Linked DNA regions of Homo sapiens: region 1 is linked to region 2. Evidence: chromatin loops called from intact Hi-C (ENCODE). Cell type or tissue: HCT116. All regions are shown on one strand.

Region 1 (8,000 bases), 240 kb after region 2:
GTCCAGGGAGCTCAGGAATTTAGCTGTCCTTTTTTGTATGTACAATATGCCCCAATGCTTGCTGACTAATGTACTAAAACATTAGAGAAATCTTGCTGACAAGATCTCAACCAGTCAGCGAGATCCGGAAGGTGAGACTAATATTGAGGGCCAGCAGAATTAAGTCTCAGTTCTGCTGCTTACCAGATATGCTGATCTGAGCTAGTCATTTAATTTTTATGAGACCAAATGTCTATCTGTAAAGTCGGCAATTTGGATTAGATGTGCTGCAAGTGGTTTTCTAGCTTAAATGTACCTTCTGAATTCAACAGGACAATACTTAAACTGACCTTTAATCTAGGAATGACACAAGTAGATTTTTGAAAGCTACTTTAGCTACAGAAAGCTGAGAGCACCAAAGGCAAAGAGATAAAAATAACAGGAGAGCCTTCCCTTAATCCAGTCCCTAAGCAGTTTTGGCAAACTAAAGTTTGTTGTTCAATGGTTACGAGTTTGCTTCAATGCTTTCTACCCAGTTTACTGAACTAAATAGTATATAGCTATAGTAAAAAGTCCTATTCAAAAACCATCTTCTCACAGATATTTTGCAGCTTTGCAGAATTGAATATGTCCACAGACGTCTATTAGCTGGTTAGGGTCTTAGGAATCTAGGAGAGCCAAGTAGTTGTGTGAGCTGTTGTTATCAAATGTAGTTTTGAACATTCTTGGTGATTTTAAGGGATCATATTGTGGAAATTTGGTTTCCTTACCTTGAATTTTGAATGAAGCTTTAGAATTTGAGGATGTTTCTTTGGTTTCTCCTTCCAGGTAAGTGATTTTTTTTTTTCAACCAGATGCTGGTTTATTTAATTTGAAGGTATTGATGAAATTCTTTAAATTGCCCCCATGTGATTCTACTCTGGAATAACTACGAAATTATTTAAAAGTTAATTAATACAAGAAAATATGAAAACTCATTTTTATGGGAGCTATTGTTCCTTCAAGATGACACTGTTTTGTAAACTATAGACTTCCAGTAACAAGCCTCTGTGCCTTCTTCTTACCACTAAGCATGCATGGGTATTAATTCCTACTGAAAGACTTATGCTATCTTTTTTCCAGAAATGGAAGAAAAATGAACTATGAAAAAGGTCATTTTATAGGTCAGCTACCATTATGAGATTGTTGAGGAAATGATATAAAAAACAATTTTTATCAAATTATCTTTAGGGAATTTATATGTTTATTTTCTTACTATGTTGACTTAGGTGACTATAAGAAGTTGTATCAGAGCAACTGATTCTGGTGAATTAAAGCAAGTATTTCTAAGAACATAAGTGGCAACTTTCAGTCTCAAATCAATTTGGCCACCAATCAGTTTTTGTAAGGGTACAAATAGGACATAACATGCTCAGATGGGACTTGGATAAAGTGTATACAATTTTACATCGAGGAAATTGTGTCAATGTGTTACCTTCAATGTTAGAAATTCCCAAGTTCTGACAATAGTTCAGAGCCTTGTTAAAAGCCAGAGTGGAGGCATGTAGATCCAGCTGGAAAGAGAGGCATTATGGTCTAAGTTAGGACAAATTTTAAAGCCAGTGTTAGGGTCTGAGTCCAGCTTTGTATACTTGAGTACAGTGTTTGATCTCTGGGGTTTCAGCCTTCACTTCAGAACAAAATTTCCACCAAGTGCTCTTTTACTGTGAGCAGTAGCTGTTGAAGAAGAAAGAAACTGTTGAAGAAGAAAGAAGTCTACCTATTTGCTAGAGTGTTAAAATTGTTTTGATAAAGCTCAAAACTTATCTAAATAAGCTCTCTCTCCCTAAGCATGTTTTCATTTTTATAAAACAGTTACATATACTTTGCTTAAAAATTTAAAATACTTTTCACCTCCTCTGACTTCATTTAAAATTAAAATAATTAAAGTGCCAATTTTAAGAGATGTTAGCTCCCATTATTGGTTCTTTGCCATATTCTTTTGACAATCTGCTGTAATTTTCTGCCCCCTTTAAAGCCTCAGGCTATAGGGCTTCTCCACCAAAGGAATGTTAAGAAGTGATAAGGACCTTCTGTGAGCAGAAGTGGCTTGTTTGCAAAGGGACTGCTTATCTTGGCCACTCTTGAACACAAGATGGGACCCTCTACTGCAAAGCTCTGGCATGTTTTTTTTTCCCCTAAGTTATCCTCCATACTACTGACAGTGATTTTCCCTAAATAAAAAACTGCTTCAAACCATTCATTCTCTTTCCACTGCCTTAAAGATAAAGTCCAAATTCTAGAACATGGCCCACAGCATTTGGTGCCTCACCACCTCTTCAACCTCTCATTTGCTGTTCACCCATTTCTGTATTCCTCTCCTTCTCACACCTTGTGCTGCAGCCACATAGATAACTTGCAGTTTTTGTAACGTGCAATGATGTCTCAAATTCCAAGGCATTGCTGGTACCACACAGCCTGCCTGGTAAAATCCTAGACTTCTTTCAAGATAAATTCAAAGACACCTCCATGAGGTCTTTCTACCTCTCCAAGTAGAGTTGACCGCTGTCTCCTTTGTGTCCCCACTTCCACCACCATCCTAAAATACTTATTATACTTAGATTAATAATTGTCGCTCTTACTGCACTGGAATTACCCTGAAAGGAAAGGCCATGTATTATTTATCATTGTCTTCCTAGTACATAGCCCACAGCCTATACCTCCCACCCCAAAAAAAACCTTTTGTAAATAATTGAACAAATTAAGAAACACCCAAGGCCCCCAGTAAACATCAAGGCCTAAGGAATGCATATCTGGATTCTAAATAATCATAAGGTTTTACAACACCATGTTAAGCACCAGGGACTTCAGAGAGCTTTTAGTCTAAATCTTATTAGAGAGGCCAGCAAAGACCTCCAAAGGAAGTGGCATTGAACTGAGACTTGAAAAGCCAGTAGTTAGGCAAAGATAGGGAGGGAAATATTTCAGACAAAGGGAGGAGATGGCACAAGATTTAGGACACGGAAAAGGGTATGGTGCAGTCATAGAGAAAACAGATGTGCAGAATGGCTGGAGCCCCAAGAGGGAAGGGAAGGGCGAAGCAATGAAGATGTGAGGCAAGCAGGACTGGACCATGCAGAGTCTTGCAGGTGTTCACAAAGAAAATTGCAGCACCCTCCCATAGACTGAAAACACCTCTCTACCTGAACCCCTGGAATTCTGACTCAGGTAGTCCCTAACATCCTGCTGAACAGTTAGGAAACTTGGAGGAATATGTATATTTGTACTCAGTCAAAACTACTAGATGGCATTTACAGACTATGTTTTGTGTATTTTTATTTTTTACTTTTTGTTTTTTTTTCTTATGTTAGCAAAAGTATGCTTGCTATTGAAATGTTGAAAATATTTCATTGGTCTTAAAATGATGCTTATTTTTCCAGATGCTTGCATTCATTCTGCATGTGCTATTTTGTCATTTGGTTTAATTTATTAAACAATTTTATTAATTAAATTTATTAATTATAAATTAATTTATAATTAATTACATGTTATTATTAATTATAAATTTATAATTAATTACATGTTATTATTAATTATTAATTCATAATTAATTACATGTTATTAATAATTATAAATTAATTTATAATTAATTACATGTTATTATTAATTATAAATTAATTTATAATTAATTACATGTTATTATTAATTATAAATTAAATTTATTATTTAAATTATTATGTTCCCATTCAGATGCAATCTGAAAACCCATTTCTTCTCACACTGCTATATAGAAATAACTGAGACTGGGTAATTTATAAAGAAAAGAGGTTTAATTGCCTCATGGTTCTGCAGGCTATACAAGAAGCATAGTGCTTCTGCTTCTGGGGAGGCCTCAGGAAACAATCATGGCAAAAGACGAAGGGAAAGTAGGCACGTCTTACATGCCTGGAACAAGAGCAAGAGAGAGAGTCGGGAGAGAGAGCCTTGGAGCAGGAGCAAGAGAGAGTGGGGAGGTGCCACACACTTTTAAACAACCAGATCTTATGAGAAATTACTATGTCCACGACAGCATCAAGGGGGATGATGTTAAGCCATGAGAAACCAGCCCCATGATTCAATTACCTCCCACCAGGCTCCACCTCCAACATTGGGGATTACATTTCCACATGAGATTTGGATGATGACACAGATCCAAACCATACCACTCACCTAATTCTTTCTCCATAAGAATTTGTCCAAGCATTTATAACAATTAACATTTCATTTAACATCTTTTATGAATAAAGCACTATTCTCATGCTGAGAAAATTCAAAATAATGGGATATGGAAGTCTTAGGAACAAGTTTTATGTTTCAGAAGAGCCCATTTTGTATCCACAGGGATAAGAAATGTGCACCCTAAATGTAAGTGGATTACACTGAACTGAAAGGTGTAAAGAAGGAGTGGAGGATTAAAAGGAGAAGCATGGAGAGGATGAAAGTTAGAAATGGAAGTGACAAGCACACCTGAGTGAAGGATGAGAGCTCCAGCTGCCTTTTCCAGTTGTATTCCCATGTAGCTGAGCCAAAGGCTGATCTCAAGTTTATTGTTACATGCCCATTTAAGGCTTCTGGCCATTAACACTTTTGATTTTTTTTGGCTTGTTATTTTATTAGCTATTTTCATAACACTTTCATAGCTAAACCTATTTTACTCAGGTTGTATGCCTTTTCAAAAATACAATAGATGGTCCATATTCCATTATCTACAAATAAGCCGAAGCTCATATCTAACATTTATTAAGAGAGATGGATTATTTTTGTTCATTAGTTATCTTTGTAAATAATTTTTACATACTTTAATTGACTCATAAAGATGTTTCTTTCTGTAATTTTAATATTTGTTGAACTTCAAAATCCCTATCACAAGGTTATTGTTTAAAAGCATTGGTTTTTATATTATCTTAAAAGCCATTATACCTGAATGCTGAACAACTTAGAAACATTCAGTAATTGTTTTGCATGCTATTTAGTGAATTCATATGGCAATCGTTTATACACACATGATGGAATCAGGTGGCAGGCCAAGTTAAAGAGCAAGGCCAGAAAAGAACTTAAAAGAGAAGAGAAAACATAGACAGTTTAGGAACAATAGATCATGTCTTCTCCATGATTTGGAGGTAAACTGATTACCTATCAGCTGATAAATAGAGAAAGGTTTTAGAACTCTTTCCTTGAGTAGACTAATGAGAGGTGTCAGAGAAGATGTTTTCTGTTGTTTGTGTGCTCTCCAGGAAACTTTGAGCATTCAGCTGAGGGGCCAAGTTGGCTGCCTCTGAGGAGAAGCCCTTCCACCTCCACTCCATTGCACTTGGGTGCCATTCCCCTCATTTGAATATCTCAAAGAGATGAGCAAAGGTACATCTACAGAGTTCAGGGTACTGACGTTTATCATAATGATTTATAACTCTCAGAAGAGTGAAAAACACATGAATGCACAGAATAGAAGATTGAAAAATAAACCACAGAACATTCATATAATGGAATACTTTGCAGTCATAAAAATCTTCTCATAGAAGAATATTTGACAGCATAGGGATATCTGTGGCATATTAAGTAGAAAGTCAGACTTGTAAACATTATATACATATTCATATATATTTAAACACCATGATCCCATATTTAGATATAACAACTAAAAGTTCAGATGGCTATATATCAAAATGTGTCAAATGTTCAACCTTGCATAGGCTGACTGTAGATGAATTTTATATTATTCTTTGTGCTTTCTTGTAGTTCCCAAATTTTCTTTATTGAATCTATATTACTTTTGCAATTTAAAGAATTTAATTTATAAAATTTTATAAAATAACTTATAAATTTGAAATGTATTGCATTTAAGAATAAAAAGTGTTTAATTACAGAAATAATTCACAATTTATTTAATGAGATTTTAAAAGGATATATATGAGTCTACATTCTGATTTCATGTTTGCGTGCGTGGTTTTTTTTTTTTTTGAGACGGAGTCTCGTTCTGTCACCCAGGCTGGAGTGTGCAGTGGTGTGATCTCAGCTCACTGCAAGCTCTGCCTCCTGGGTTCATGCAATGTAATAGTGTTTTATTATTGTTTCCATTTTTATTGAAGAAGTAAGATTGTCCCTAGCAGATGGAGACACTGAGATATGGGACAGAAGTTTTGTTCTATATAATTATTATGCGCTTCCACCTTTCTTAGCATAGACAGTTTCCAAAATGCAACTTCAAGTTACCCCTTTATAAGCATAATAACAATAATACCCAACATACATGTAATGCTCTTTATGTGCCAAGTACTATACTAACACATGCACATCACATACACACACACCACATACACATATTTAAACTAATTTCATTCTCACAATGACATTTTGAGGCAAGTATTATTATTGTACAGATGAGAAAACCAAGGCACACTTTATCTGTAAACCTCTGCCATGCAGAAATTCTGGAGGGGCTTCTGGCCCCTTAATTTTAAAATAAGGCCAATAATACAATACTTACCACACAGCAATTCTCTAAAGATTATGTAAGATATATACCAAAGCGCTTAGCTCAGGGACTGGAGGGATGTGAGGGAATTTGTCTTTTGTGATATGCTTTATGGTCCGCTCAGTCACCTCGTTCTTAATCCCTTTCTCAACTTCTATTTTATACAGGAATTGTGAGCATATCAGCATCAAGTACCACTGGTGTGGCAATGCACACTTCAACCTCTTCTTCAGTCACAAAGAGTTACATCTCATCACAGACAAATGGTTTGTTTTCATTTTTATTTTTAAATTGTGGCTCCGAAATCGTTTTTGTGATGCAACCCTATTTTAGGGGACCTGTCACTGCAGAGAAACTGACAAACACTGAGAAATGCGAGCTAAGTAGACACAGCCTACTAAGTAGACACAATTCCTACTACAGAGGAATTCTTGCCTCTGAAATATCTCACAGAAATAATACTGTGAGTTAAAGAAATTAAAACAATGTGGCAAAGCACAGAAATGATGCACGTGACCATGAAATAGTGGGCCAGATAAAGGGGACCTAATAGTGCGGTGGTGCGGAGGGTCTGTGGGCAAAATGAGTTCAGCTCAGACCCGGGCTCAGCTCTATGCCAGCTGCTGACCCAGGGTGAGTTGCCCTGCAGGGTTTCTATCCCATTAATTTTAAAATGGGGCCAATAACACAGTACTTATCTCACAGCATTTCTCTAAAGGCTAAATAAGAAGAAGTGTCTAAAAGTTATTAGCTCAGAGCCTCACACATTCTCAGTGACTGATAAACAATAAGCAAAGCTGGGTGCTGAGATAAGAGTAATCTGGTGGCAGTCTCTCTTGTTAGTTTTCAGGGGAGAAGAAGAAATTCTGGAGCTGCTGCTGGGAGGGATGTGGGAGATTTGTCTTTCATGATACACTTTATGTCCACGCAGTCACCTCATTCTTGTTCCCTTTCTCAACTTCTCTTATATGCAGATAAGCACAAACGGGACACATATCCAGCTCATAGTGTTAATGAAGTTTCAGAAAATTCTGTTACAACTGTTTACCCTCCAGAAGAGGAAAATGATATGTTCTTAGTTTTAAATAGTTGCTCTGGAGTCATTGTTGTGATTGAACTCTGTTTACACGAGCTGTAACTCATGACAGTTCTCAAGCTTTTGTGACAGAAAACCCATCTGTTTTACTCCAAAGCCCATATACCACCCACAACCATTAACTGTAACCAAGAAAGAGAAGGAAAGCCCCAATTAACCTTTGTACGTAAAGCCTAAAGAATGAAAAAATATACCTGAATCCTCAATCATCAAACAACGTAGTATATACTAAGTAATTTGTAATAATTAAACTCTAGAAAATTGTGTGGCTTTGGTAGTAAGAGAGCTTCATGATGTAAAATGGCAAGTGGAGACAGAGACATAAGTAAGATGTGGACTGAGAGGGAAGGTTAGCACAGGTGGAACAGTAAGGCAACCATACTATCAATTGCTGCTGACATAGAATCCAGAGAGACTATTGGCAAAAGCTCAAAT
Region 2 (8,000 bases):
ATTTAAAGTAGGAGTTTGAGGCCTCACTAATATGACAAAACATACCTTTATATTTTATTTTGCAGTAATTTGCCACTTAATCATTAAACTCTTATCAATCTGAGAGATTTGCCAACACTTGCCTGCTAGGTGACCTAAGCCTCCACATCAATGCATGTTATACTCCCCTTTCTCCATATGTTAGGCCCATGCTATTTCTTTATCCCTCCTCCTCTGCATCTTCACCTAAAACTCTGCCCATCCTTCAGGGTTCATCCAGTGATTCATTTGCAAGCAGGCATGGGGTAAGGTCTTCAGAGTATGTTTCTCAGAGGCCCATGCAGCTAAGAAAATGTGCAGTGTTGGCACAAGGTCTGTCTATTCCTGGGTAGCCAGATGCTGGACACATCTTTCATAACACCACAAGGTAAATATACTTCACTTGGAGAGAGAGGTGAAATTTTGCAGGTATAGACTGGATGTGTTCCTGCCAGAAGATGTGAAGGGATTAAGAAACTGACTCTCATCTCCGTATTGCTAGAGCAAAACATAATTTCTCATAGTGGCTATAGTATAAGGACACTGAGGGGTAAGAGATATAATCTAAGTAATACAATAAATTAGTGTGGAAAAATCATCAAAATGAAGACTACATGGTTTTTACTAAAATTCTAGCTTTTAGGATGTCCAGGGAGCTCAGGAATTTAGCTGTCCTTTTTTGTATGTACAATATGCCCCAATGCTTGCTGACTAATGTACTAAAACATTAGAGAAATCTTGCTGACAAGATCTCAACCAGTCAGCGAGATCCGGAAGGTGAGACTAATATTGAGGGTCAGCAGAATTAAGTCTCAGTTCTGCTGCTTACCAGATATGCTGATCTGAGCTAGTCATTTAATTTTTATGAGACCAAATGTCTATCTGTAAAGTCGGCAATTTGGATTAGATGTGCTGCAAGTGGTTTTCTAGCTTAAATGTACCTTCTGAATTCAACAGGACAATACTTAAACTGACCTTTAATCTAGGAATGACACAAGTAGATTTTTGAAAGCTACTTTAGCTACAGAAAGCTGAGAGCACCAAAGGCAAAGAGATAAAAATAACAGGAGAGCCTTCCCTTAATCCAGTCCCTAAGCAGTTTTGGCAAACTAAAGTTTGTTGTTCAATGGTTACGAGTTTGCTTCAATGCTTTCTACCCAGTTTACTGAACTAAATAGTATATAGCTATAGTAAAAAGTCCTATTCAAAAACCAGCTTCTCACAGATATTTTGCAGCTTTGCAGAATTGAATATGTCCACAGACGTCTATTAGCTGGTTAGGGTCTTAGGAATCTAGGAGAGCCAAGTAGTTGTGTGAGCTGTTGTTATCAAATGTAGTTTTGAACATTCTTGGTGATTTTAAGGGATCATATTGTGGAAATTTGGTTTCCTTACCTTGAATTTTGAATGAAGCTTTAGAATTTGAGGATGTTTCTTTGGTTTCTCCTTCCAGGTAAGTGATTTTTTTTTTTTTCAACCAGATGCTGGTTTATTTAATTTGAAGGTATTGATGAAATTCTTTAAATTGCCCCCATGTGATTCTACTCTGGAATAACTACGAAATTATTTAAAAGTTAATTAATACAAGAAAATATGAAAACTCATTTTTATGGGAGCTATTGTTCCTTCAAGATGACACTGTTTTGTAAACTATAGACTTCCAGTAACAAGCCTCTGTGCCTTCTTCTTACCACTAAGCATGCATGGGTATTAATTCCTACTGAAAGACTTATGCTATCTTTTTTCCAGAAATGGAAGAAAAATGAACTATGAAAAAGGTCATTTTATAGGTCAGCTACCACTATGAGATTGTTGAGGAAATGATATAAAAAACAATTTTTATCAAATTATCTTTAGGGCATTTATATGTTTATTTTCTTACTATGTTGACTTAGGTGACTATAAGAAGTTGTATCAGAGCAACTGATTCTGGTGAATTAAAGCAAGTATTTCTAAGAACATAAGTGGCAACTTTCAGTCTCAAATCAATTTGGCCACCAATCAGTTTTTGTAAGGGTACAAATAGGACATAACATGCTCAGATGGGACTTGGATAAAGTGTATACAATTTTACATCGAGGAAATTGTGTCAATGTGTTACCTTCAATGTTAGAAATTCCCAAGTTCTGACAATAGTTCAGAGCCTTGTTAAAAGCCAGAGTGGAGGCATGTAGATCCAGCTGGAAAGAGAGGCATTATGGTCTAACTTAGGACAAATTTTAAAGCCAGTGTTAGGGTCTGAGTCCAGCTTTGTAAACTTGAGTACAGTGTTTGATCTCTGGGGTTTCAGCCTTCACTTCAGAACAAAATTTCCACCAAGTGCTCTTTTACTGTGAGGAGTAGCTGTTGAAGAAGAAAGAAGTCTACTTATTTGCTAGAGTGTTACAATTGTTTTGATAAAGCTCAAAACTTATCTAAATAAGCTCTCTCTCCCTAAGCATGTTTTCATTTTTATAAAAAAGTTACATATACTTTGCTTATAAATTTAAAATACTTTTCACCTCCTCTGACTTCATTTAAAATTAAAATAATTAAAGTGCCAATTTTAAGAGATGTTAGCTCCCATTATTGGTTCTTTGCCATATTCTTTTGACAACCTGCTGTAATTTTCTGCCCCCTTTAAAGCCTCAGGCTATAGGCCTTCTCCACCAAAGGAATATTAAGAAGTGATAAGGACCTTCTGTGAGCAGAAGTGGCTTGTTTGCAAAGGGACTGCTTATCTTGGCCACTCTTGAACACAAGATGGGACCCTCTACTGCAAAGCTCTGGCATGTTTTTTTTTCCCCTAAGTTATCCTCCATACTACTGACAGTGATTTTCCCTAAATAAAAAACTGCTTCAAACCATTCATTGTCTTTCCACTGCCTTAAAGATAAAGTCCAAATTCTAGAACATGGCCCACAGCATTTGGTGCCTCACCACCTCTTCAGCCTCTCAGTTGCTGTTCACCCATTTCTCTATTCCTCTCCTTCTCACACCTTGTGCTGCAGCCACATAGATAACCTGCAGTTTTTGTAACGTGCAATGATGTCTCAAATTCCAAGGCATTGCTGGTACCACACAGCCTGCCTGGTAAAATCCTAGACTTCTTTCAAGATAAATTCAAAGACACCTCCATGAGGTCTTTCTACCTCTCCAAGTAGAGTTGACCGCTGTCTCCTTTGTGTCCCCACTTCCACCACCATCCTAAAATACTTATTATACTTAGATTAATAATTGTCGCTCTTACTGCACTGGAATTACCCTGAAAGGAAAGGCCATGTATTATTTATCATTGTCTTCCTAGTACATAGCCCACAGCCTATACCTCCCACCCCAAAAAAAACCTTTTGTAAATAATTGAACAAATTAAGAAACACCCAAGGCCCCCAGTAAACATCAAGGCCTAAGGAATGCATATCTGGATTCTAAATAATCATAAGGTTTTACAACACCATGTTAAGCACCAGGGACTTCAGAGAGCTTTTAGTCTAAATCTTATTAGAGAGGCCAGCGAAGACCTCCCAAAGGAAGTGGCATTGAACTGAGACTTGAAAAGCCAGTAGTTAGGCAAAGATAGGGAGGGAAATATTTCAGACGAAGGGAGGAGATGGCACAAGATTTAGGACACGGAAAAGGGTATGGTGCAGTCATAGAGAAAACAGATGTGCAGAATGGCTGGAGCCCCAAGAGGGAAGGGAAGGGCGAAGCAATGAAGATGTGAGGCAAGCAGGACTGGACCATGCAGAGTCTTGCAGATGTTCACAAAGAAAATTGCAGCAGGTAGTCCCTAACATCGTGCTGAACAGTTAGGCAACTTGGAGGAATATGTATATTTGTACTCATAGTCAAAACCACTAGATGGCATTTACAGACTACGTTTTGTGTATTTTTATTTTTTACTTTTTGTTTTTTTTTTCTTATGTTAGCAAAAGTATGCTCGCTATTGAAATGTTGAAAATATTTCATTGGTCTTAAAATGATGCTTATTTTTCCAGATGCTTGCATTCATTCTGCATGTGCTATTTTGTCATGTGGTTTGCTTAATTTATTAAACAATTGTATTAATTAAATATATTAATTATAAATTGATTAATTTATAATTAATTATGTGTTATAATTAAGTTAAATTTATTAATTACTTAAATTATTATATTCACATTCAGATGCAATCTGAAAACCCATTTGTTCTCACACTGCTATAAAGAAATAACTGATACTGGGTAATTTATAAAGAAAAGAGGTTCCATTTGACCCAGCCATCCCATTACTGGGTATATACCCAAAGGACTATAAATCATGCTGCTATAAAGACACATGGACGTGTATGTTTATTGCGGCACTATTCATAATATCAAAGACTTGGAACCAATCCAAATGTCCAACAATGATAGACTGGATTAAGAAAATGTGGCAAATATACACCATGGAATACTATGCAGCCATAAAAAATGATGAGTTCATGTCCTTTGTAGGAACAGGGATGAAATTGGAAATCATCATTCTCAGTAAACTGTCGCAAGAACAAAAAACCAAACACCGCATATTCTCACTCATAGGTGGGAATTGAACAGTGAGAACACATGGACACAGGAAGGGGAACATCACACTCTGGAGACTGTTGTGGGGTGGGGGGAGGGGGGAGGGATAGCATTAGGAGATATACCTAATGCTAAATGACGAGTTAATGGGTGCAGCACACCAGCATGGCACATGTATACATATGTAACTAACCTGCACATTGTGCACAGGTACCCAAAAACTTAAAGTATAATAATAATAAAATAAAATAAAATAAAATAAAATAAAATAAAATAAAATAAAATAAAATAAAAGAGGTTTAATTGCCTCATGGTTCTGCAGGCTATACAAGAAGCATAGTGCTTCTGCTTCTGGGGAGGCCTCAGGAAACAATCATGGCAAAAGACGAAGGGAAAGTAGGCACGTCTTACATGGTTGGAACAAGAGCAAGAGAGAGAGTGGGGAGAGAGAGCCTTGGAGCAGGAGCAAGAGAGAGTGGGGAGGTGCCACACACTTTTAAACAACCAGATCTTATGAGAAATCACTATCTCCCAGACAGCATCAAGGGGGATGATGTTAAGCAATGAGAAACCAGCCCCATGATTCAATTACCACCCACCAGTCCCCACTTCCAACATTGGGGATTACATTTCCCCATGAGATTTGGATGATGCCACAGATCCAAACCATACCACTCACCTAATTCTTTCTACGTAAGAATTTGTCCAAGCATTTATAACAATTAGCATTTCATTTAACATCTTTTATGAATAAAGCACTATTCTCATGCTGAGAAGATTCAAAATAATGGGAAATTGAAGTCCTAGGAACAAGTTTTATGTTTCAGAAGAGCCCATTTGGTATCCACAGGGCTAAGAAATGTGCACCCTAAATGTAAGTGGATTACACTGAACTGAAAGGTGTAAAGAAGGAGTGGAAGATTAAAGGGAGAAGCTTGGAGAGGATGAAAGTTAGAAATGGAAGTGACGAGCACACCTGAGTGAAGGATGAGAGCTCCAGCTGCATTTTCCAGTTGTATTCCCATGTTGCTGAGCCAAAGGCTGATCTCAAGTTTATTGTTACATGCCCATTTAAGGCTTCTGGCCATTAACACTTTTGATTTTTTTTGGCTTGTTGTTTTACTAGCTATTTTCACAACACTTTCATAGCTAAACCTATTTTACTCAGATTGTATGCCTTTTCAAAAATACAATAGAAGGTCCATATTCCATTATCTAGAAATAAGCCAAAGCTCATATCTAACATTTATTAAGAGAGATGGATTATTTTTGTTCATTAGTTATCTTTATAAATAATTTTTACGTACTTTAGTTGACTCATAAAGATGTTTCTTTCTGTAATTTTAATCTTAATATTTGTTGAACTTCAAAATCCCTATCACCAGGTTATTGTTTAAAAGCATTGGTTTTTATATTATCTTAAAAGCCATTATACCTGAGTGCTGAACAACTTAGAAACATTCAGTAATTGTTTTGCATGCTATTTAGTGAATTCATATGGCAATCGTTTATACATACATGATGGAATCAGGTGGCAGGCCAAGTTAAAGAGCAAGGCCAGAAAAGAACTTAAAAGAGAAGAGAAAAAATAGACAGTTTAGGAACAATAGATCATGTCTTCTCCATGATTTGGAGGTAAACTGATTACCTATCAGCTGATAAATAGAGGAAGGTTTTAGAAGTCTTCAGTTGGGTAGACTAATGAGAGGTGTCAGAGAAGATGTTTTCTGTTGTTTGTGGGTTCTCCAGGAAACTTTGAGCATTCAGCTGAGGGGCCAAGTTGGCTGCCTCTGAGAAGAAGCCCTTCCACCTCCACTCCATTGCACTTGGGTGCCATTCCCCTCAGTTGAATATCTCCAAGAGATGAGCAAATGTACATCTACAGAGTTCAGGGTACTGACTTTTATCATAATGATTTATAACTCTCAGAAGAGTGAAAAACACATGAATGCACAGAATAGGAGATTGAAATATAAACCACAGAACATTCATACAATGGAATACTCTGCAGTCATAAAAATCTTCTCATAGAAGAATATTTGACAGCATAGGGATATCTGTGGCATATTAAGTAGAAAGTCAGACTTGTAAACATTATATACATATTCACGTATATTTAAACACCATGATCCCATATTTAGATATAACAACTAAAAGTTCAGATGGCTATATATCAAAATGTGTCAAATGTTCAACCTTGCATAGGCTGACTGTAGATGAATTTTATATTATTCTTTGTGCTTTCTTGTAGTTCCCAAATTTTCTTTACTGAATCTATATTACTTTTGCAATTTAAAGAATTTAATTTATAAAATTTTATAAAATAACTTATAAATTTGAAATGTATTGCATTTAAGAATAAAAAGTGTTTAATTACAAAAATAATTCACAATTTATTTAATGAGATTTTAAAAGGATATATGTGAGTCTACATTCTGATTTCATGTTTGCATGCATGGTTTTTTTTTTCTTTTGAGACAGAGTCTCGCTCTGTCGCCCAGGCTGGAGTGCAGTGGCGTGATCTCGGCTCACTGCAAGCTTTGCCTCCTGGGTTCACACAATGTAATAGTGTTTTATTATTGTTTCCATTTTTATTGAAGAAGTAAGATTGTCCCTAGCAGATGGAGACACTGAGATATGGGACAGAAGTTTTGTTCTATATAATTATTATGCGCTTCCACCTTTCTTAGCATAGACAGTTTCCAAAATGCAACTTCAAGTTACCCCTTTATAAGCATAATAACAATAATACCCAACATATATGTAATGCTCTTTATGTGCCAAGTACTATACTAACACATGCACATTACATACACACACACCACATACACACACATATTTAAACTAATTTCGTTCTCACAATGACATTTTGAGGCAAGTATTATTATTGTACAGATGAGAAAACCAAGGCACGCTTTATCTGTAAACCTCTGCTATGCAGAAATTCTGGAGGGGCTTCTGGCCCCTTAATTTTAAAATAAGGCCAATAATACAATACTTACCACATAGCAATTCTCTAAACATTATGTAAGATATATACCAAAGCGCTTAGCTCAGGGACTGGAGGGATGTGAGGGAATTTGTCTTTTGCAATATGCTTTATGGTCCGCTCAGTCACCTCGTTCTTAATCCCTTTCTCAACTTCTATTTTATACAGAAATTGTGAGCATATCAGCATTAAGTACCACTGAGGTGGCAATGCACACTTCAACTTCTTCTTCAGTCACAAAGAGTTACATCTCATCACAGACAAATGGTTTGTTTTCATTTTTATTTTTAAATTGTGGCTCCGAAATCATTTTTGTGATGTAACCCATTTTAGGGGACCTGTCACTGCAGAGAAACTGACAAACACTGAGAAATGCGAGCTAAGTAGACACAGCCTACTAAGTAGACACAATTCCTACTATGGAGGAATTCTTGCCTCTGAAATATCTCACAGAAATAATACTGTGAGTTAAA

Evidence for each region. Peaks named below come from ENCODE experiments on the same cell type or tissue, not always from the same donor. Only the 100,000 strongest peaks of a DNase experiment are listed, where the experiment ranks them.
Region 1: a loop joins it to region 2, with 24 times the contacts of the local background. A loop is called at or near these places in 6 of 110 quality-filtered maps.

Annotation. Positions count from the first base shown.
Region 1 is chr4:143,879,146-143,887,145 of GRCh38, reverse strand. It overlaps GYPE (glycophorin E (MNS blood group)), which reads left to right. Exons shown (of 4, transcript NM_198682.3): 2 at 6,637-6,735. All of the region lies in intron 9 of LOC105377459 (a long non-coding RNA gene), which reads right to left. Among named protein-coding and RNA genes, the nearest start is that of GYPE, 22 kb to the left of the region's middle. In HCT116, no CTCF peak of the experiment used is centred here; no DNase peak of the experiment used is centred here.
Region 2 is chr4:144,120,284-144,128,283 of GRCh38, reverse strand. GYPA (glycophorin A (MNS blood group)) reads left to right here. Exons shown (of 7, transcript NM_002099.8): 2 at 7,696-7,794. All of the region lies in intron 8 of LOC105377460 (a long non-coding RNA gene), which reads right to left. Among named protein-coding and RNA genes, the nearest start is that of GYPA, 16 kb to the left of the region's middle. In HCT116, no CTCF peak of the experiment used is centred here; a DNase peak (open chromatin) is centred at 3,841.